Linked DNA regions of Homo sapiens: region 1 is linked to region 2. Evidence: chromatin contacts called from ENCODE Hi-C or POLR2A ChIA-PET data. All regions are on one chromosome and are shown on one strand. Each heading gives the region's core, a stretch centred on a gene start or an enhancer-like site at or near the end of the contact. The rest is flanking DNA. Distances are from core to core; before and after follow the strand shown. Region 1 holds the start of ICE2 (interactor of little elongation complex ELL subunit 2). Region 2 has its middle 110 kb from the start of BNIP2.

Region 1 (3,224 bases), core at 579-3,078, 680 kb after region 2:
AATACTCAATGAACATACTGACTTAATAGTCTGAGTCAGGTACTATTTTAATACTCTTTGTAACCATTTATAACATTTGATCCTCCTTGGCTGGCTTAGTAAATGTGTGTTAAAATGAACTAAAGCAGCACATGTATTAGCTAGATGGCTACAAAACCACTATATTATTTAACCAGGTTCTCTATTTGCAAAGTTCTCATACACTTTTAAAATACAGTCTATGCATTTATATCATTTGATATAGATTTCAATATAACAAAAAGCATGTCTATTCTTAAAGAGGGTCTTTTTTATTACTTGTATGGAAATGGGCCAAGGTTCTTGGACTCAAGAAAATTCCAGTATCTCTCCTTCACAGGAGACCAACAATAAATACCTGAGGGAATTATACCTAAAAATAATTTGAGTGCTGAACTGTGTTGTTCCACTATAGGAGTGGAAGTACAGTCAGCCATAACTCTAGCATTCCGTATGTGAAGATGAGGATAGGGTAAATTCTGAGACCCTAAACTTGTATTTTCTGTTTCCTCCAAATCTCTCTATGCCAGAAATCTATTTTCTTATGTCAACCATCAGCCCCACTACACTCCTCTTCAGTGGATTACAAAGTGGCTACAACTCACCAATTCAGTCCTGGTTCACTTATGACCATCTTGGAGCTCATCTTCCTAGATTTCTGCTTCACTCTAGCTCACAGTTCACAGCTGCCTGGCTGCGAAGGCTCCAAGAGGCAGGATCCCTCCAGAACTTACTCAGCTGAGTAAAAACAAAAGGCCAAGATCAAAAGCAAGTGATTGGCTAGGCCAGGTGCTATTAGGTGAGGAAGAATCTCTCCCTAAACATCTACCCTCAACAGACTGTGGCACCTAAAACAGAATACAGCAGACCCAAGGTTCTTTGTAGCAGAGCAGCAATGACGATACAGGACGAGCCCTTTTCCATTTAATCTACGCCGGGAGTGTTACTCTCAGGACACTCACTATGGAAATAAGAGCTGAAACAGAACGGTGTTCTCATTGCTTACATACTAGGCCACTTGATGGCATGGAACGGGAAGTCAACTCAGTTTTCCATTCCCTTACTGCCAAAATAAATCTTTTGTTTTCCCGACCATGCTTTGTTATGGGGCAGATTCTGGCAGGCACTTTATGACAAAAGCTACCTCGATATCAGGAATCTTAGGCCTTTCACAAAGAACCTCACATTTGAGAAGACTTGAGGTCAACTTAAGTGACATTTCACAAGATCACTTACAGACATCATCAGGACTACAAATCAGGCTTGATCTCTCATGTTCAGTACTTCTCCTGTGACCCCAGGCAGACTGATAAAGTGACCTGCGAGAACCTAATCAAATTTAGGAGTCGGTCTCTCGACACCGAACGGGCCCGACCGGCTCCCACTTAATCTACCTCTCACACTTCGACCCAGTGTGGAGCTGGGGGGGAATAGTCGAGGAAGGCAAAAGAAACGGCTGAGGGAAAGGGGACGCAAAGAGAGGGGAAACAAGGTTCCAGAAAAGCAGGTAAAAGGGCAAGCAAAGCAGGGGTAGGAGCCGCGCAGAGCCAGGAGCAAAGGGTCCTGGCCCGGCCGCCATGTTCCCTCCTCCCGCCCCTGCATGAGCACGCCCGCTGGCCCGGCAGCGCCCTCCCGTCCGCGTCTGGGCTGCAACACAGCCTTTCCGCCCACCTCATGGTCCGCGGCGGCTCTTGCCCAGGCCGCAGCCACACACCACACACGCTCCACCCCACTCCTCACATTGTCGCGCGCGCCCAAAAAAGACCATATTTAAAGGATGTGGCCGCGCCGACTCGGCCCTGCGTGATGACGTCTCAGCGACATAGTGGGCGGGGCCTTGCGTCTTGACGGCTGCTCCCCTCCTTTCCTCCCGCCACAAGCGCTCGCTGTGGTTCTGGCAGCGAAGTGCGAGACTGGGCTCGCCAGGCGGAAGTGGTTGGAGACTGCGTGTTTTCCTAGAAAGTCCTCGACCTTCGTCGGGGAGAGGAGGGGAGTGATAAATTGGAAGGCGGACAAGCGACAAGTGCGGTACTGGAAAGACCCAAACATACTTGGTTGTGACCTCAGGCAAGTTTCCTGACTTCCGTAACCCAAACTCCTCATATGTAAAATGGAGATGAAATTGTTACTGCTGCATCATACGGTTTTTTGGAAAGGATTAAATGAAACAAAGGAAGAAGCTGTGCTCTGCACAGTACCTGGCACATAGTAGGGCCTCATTAAGTGCTCCTTCACCTCCGCTCCACTCCCCATCCAGTTTTAGCTGTGAGTTCAAACACTAGTTTTGTTCTCATCCATTACGGAAAGATTTATTGACCGTAAACAGAGTACTTTGTGCTTGGTGCTGGGTACACATGGACTAAGACTGAATACTGATTTTTCCAGTGCTTTGGATCTCTGGCAATCTAAGACATTTACATTAAATACAATAGAAAGTAATAAACTACATAAGAAAGGTGTATAGATTGAGGTTAGAGGGAGAGGAATAGCTAGTGTGAGGGACAAAACGCAGTTTTGAATAGTATTGAGTACTTACATGTCAGTTGCTGCACTGAGCACCTGCCGTGTGAGCTCATTTGAAGAATGTGGGTATGTGGAATGAAGAGAAAGGGCGTTCTAGACAGACCAGCACAAGTGTCAAAAGACAAAAATTTGACACATCTAAAGATCTCAGTTGGCCTTATTGCGATTCTGGAATCAGGCAACACTTCATTCCATAAAATGGAATGAGTGTCCCAATGAGTGGAACAGAGGAGGTTGGCATTACGGACAGAAAAAAGGTCTGTAGAAAGTAGAAACAAAGAACAAAAAGCAGATTGATCATTTCAAAGTTACTTTCCTGGTAAGGTGGAGACAGACAGTACAATAGAAAGATAACTGATTGGTTAACATCAGGTTACTTCAAGTTACTCTTTGCTGTAGGGACTAAAACAGAGGAAATTCATTATCTTGCTGATTGAAAATTGAAACTGGCCTGTTACCTCTGTCTCCTGATTTCTTGGAGGGCCACATAACTCAGTTTCGGTGTGGTGAGCCTGAGTGATACCATTTTTATTTTAGTCTGGTCTCTTGGGGTCTAGTGCAGAAGTTCTAAACAATGGCCTCCTATAATTTTTTTTAATACAAGGAACTGCATAAACTTATTGCATAAACAGAATCTAGTGTGTGCTATTAGGGAAGCATGTTCTACATTTTATTTTAAGACA
Region 2 (3,138 bases), core at 182-2,681:
GGCTCACACCTGTAATCCCAGCACTTTGGGAGGCTGAGCTGGGCGGATCACTTGAGGCCAGGAGTTTGAGACCAGCCTGGCCAAAATGGTGAAACTAAAAATACAAAAACTAGCTGGGCATGATGGTGCATGCCTGTAGTCCTAGCTACTTGGGAGGGTGAGGCAGGAGAATTGCTTGAACCCAGGAGGTGGAGGTTGCAGTGAGCTGAGATTGCATCACTGCACTCCAGCCTGGGTGGCAGAGTGAGACTGTCTCAAAAAAAAGAAAGAAAGAAAGAAAGAAAGAATGTACTAATCCAAATTGAGATGTGTTCAATGTGCTGGATATTGAAGACTTAGAACAAGGAATGAAGAATGTAAAAACCTCTCTTTAGTAATTTTTATATCAATTACATACTTTGGATACATTGGATTAAACAAAATATATTGTAAAAATTCATTTCACTTGTTTCTTTTTGCTTTTTAAAATATGACTATTAGAATATTAAAATTACATAAGTGGCAGGCTTGGTAATTTTGCTGGACAAGTGAGCTCCTGGAAAGTGAAGGTCATGGTCTATTCACACCCGTATCCACAACTCAAACCTACCCATTGAGTAATTATACCAGAACTAAATAAAATTTTGCAGATATCAGTACAATTTTGCTAAGAAGTAAGCTAATTCTTTTAAACTATCAGGGACTGAATGAACATAGGACTTGAGTAAAGATATTGCTTAAGCTAGTTTATTCAGGAAAGCCGCAAGAAGAAATGAAGTGAAAACATGCACTGTGAGGGTGGTTTATTCAGCACTGTACTCAAAGATTAGGCTGAATCTCTGCATTAGAATTGAATATGTTTCCAAAATCACTTTAAAAGCTGGCATTTAGAAATTAGGGAGGAGCTGGGAAGGAAAGAGGATAATTTCCAAACCCTCGTCAGTTCTCATTCAAGCGTGAGCGACGCGCAGAAGACGGGTGATTTCTGCATTTCCAACTTAGGTACCGTATTCATCTCACTGGGGAGTGTTGGATAGAGGGTGCAGGACAGTGGCTGCAGTGCACCGAGCATGAGCCAAAGCAGGGTGAGGCATTGCCTCATCCGGGAAGTGCAAGGGGTCAGGGAATTCCCTTTCCTAGTCAAAGAAAGGGGTGATAGATGGCACCTGGAAAATCGGGTCACTCCCACCCTAATATTGAGCTTTTCTCACGGTCTTAGCAAACGGCACAGCTGCAGATTATATCCCATGCCTCACTCGGAGGGTCCTACGCCCACGGAGCCTCACTCATTGCTAGCACAGCAGTCTGAGATCAAACTGCAAGGCGGCAGCGAGGCTGGGGGAGGGGTGCCCACCATTGCTCAGGCTTGCGTAGGTAAACAAAGCAGTCAGGAAGCTTGAACTGGGTGGAGTCCACCGCAGCTCAAGGAGGCCTGCCTGGCTCTATGGACTCCACCTCTGGGGGCAGGGCATAGTGAAACAAAAGGCAGCAGAAATCTCTGCAGACTTAAATGTCCCTGACTGACAGCTTTGAAGAGAGTAGTGGTTCTCCCGCACACAGCTGGAGATCTGAGAACGGGTAGACAGCCTCTTCAAGTGGGTCCCTGACCCCCGAGTAGCCTAACTGGGAAGCACCCCCCAGTAGGGGCAGACTGACACCTCACACAGCTGGGTACTCCTCTGAGACAAAACTTCCAGAGGAACGATCAGGCAGCAACATTTGCTGTTCACCAATATTCACTGTTCTGCAGCCTCCGCTGCTGATACCCAGGTAAACAGGGTCTGGAGTGGACCTCCAGCAAACTCCGACAGACCTGCAGCTGAGGGTCCTGACTGTTAGAAGGAAAACTAACAAACAAAGGACATCCACACCAAAACCCCATCTGTACGTCACCATCATCAAAGACCAAAGGTAGATAAAGCCACAAAGATGGGGAAAAAACAGAGCAGAAAAACTAGAAACTCAAAATCAGAGCGCCTCTCCTCCTCCAAAGGAACACAGCTCCTCACCAGCAATGGAACAAAGCTGGACAGAGAATGACTTTGACGAGTTGAGAAAAGAAGGCTTCAGATGATCAAACTACTCCGAGCTAAAGGAGGAAGCTCGAACCCATGGCAAAGAAGTTAAAAACCTTGAAAAAAAATTAGACGAATGGCAAACTAGAATAACTAATGCAGAGAAGTCCTTAAAGGACCTGATGGAGCTGAAAACCAAGGCATGAGAACTACGTGACAAATGCACAAGCCTCAGTAGCCGATTCGATCAACTGGAAGGAAGGGTATCAGTGATGAAAGATGAAATGAATGAAATGAAGCGAGAAGAGAAGTTTAGAGAAAAAAGAATAAAAAGAAATGAACAAAGCCTCCAAGAAATATGGGACTATGTGAAAAGACCAAATCTACGTCTGATTGGCATACCTGAAAGTGACGGGGAGAATGGAACCAAGTTGGAAAACACTCTGCAGGATATTATCCAGGAGAACTTCCCCAATCTAGCAAGGCAGGCCAACATTCAAATTCAGGAAATACAGAGAACGCCACAAAGATACTCCCCAAGAAGAGCAAGTCTAAGACACATAATTGTCAGATTCACCAAAGTTGAAACGAAGGAAAAAATGTTAAGGGCAGCCAGAGAGAAAGGTCAGGTGACCCACAAAGGGAAGCCCATCAGACTAACAGCTGATCTCTCAGCAGAAACTCTACAAGCCAGAAGAGATTGGGGGCCAATATTCAACATTCTTAAAGAAAAGAATTTTCAACCCAGAATTTCATATCCAGCCAAACTAAGCTTCATAAGTGAAGGAGAAATAAGATCCTTTACAGACAAGCAAATGCTGAGAGATTTTGTCACCACCAGGCCTGCCCTATAAGAGCTCCTGAAGGAAGCACTAAACATGGAAAGGAACAACTGGTACCAGCCACTGCAAAAACATGCCAAATTGTAAAGACCATCGAGGCTAGGAAGAAACTGTATCAACTAACAAGCAAAATAACCAGCTAACATCATAATGACAGGATCAAATTCACACATAACAATATTAACCTTAAATGTAAATGGGCTAAATGCTCCAATTAAAAGACACAGAGTGGCAAATTGGATAAAGAGTCAAGACCCATCAGTGTGCTGTATTCAGGAAACCCATCTCACGTGCAGAGACAC

The links. Hi-C counts contacts between places; a loop is a spot of excess contacts on that map. ChIA-PET counts read pairs that join two places held with the same protein, here RNA polymerase II (POLR2A). Pooled maps may share reads with other maps.
Region 1: a loop to region 2 is called in a pooled map, with 4 times the contacts of the local background. The contact joins the promoter of ICE2 here to the enhancer-like site in region 2. A Hi-C loop is called at or near these places in 4 of 50 pooled maps. POLR2A ChIA-PET finds 5 or more read pairs at or near these places in 2 of 52 experiments (PC-9 and T-cell).

The regions. Positions count from the first base shown.
Region 1 is chr15:60,477,314-60,480,537 of GRCh38, forward strand. It overlaps ICE2 (interactor of little elongation complex ELL subunit 2), which reads right to left and starts at 1,829. Exons shown (of 16, transcript NM_024611.6): 1 at 1,690-1,829; 2 at 624-756. The coding sequence starts at 664. It overlaps RORA-AS1 (RORA antisense RNA 1), which reads left to right and starts at 1,865. Exons shown (of 6, transcript NR_120342.1): 1 at 1,865-2,085. RefSeq lists enhancers at 661-780, 1,103-1,630.
Region 2 is chr15:59,802,471-59,805,608 of GRCh38, forward strand. No RefSeq gene overlaps it. Among named protein-coding and RNA genes, the nearest start is that of BNIP2, 110 kb to the left of the region's middle. RefSeq lists an enhancer at 1,152-1,680 and a silencer at 1,413-1,462. Within about 2 kb of position 1,432, at least 3 of the 41 ENCODE cell types and tissues checked have a DNase peak (open chromatin) inside an H3K27ac peak, as active enhancers do.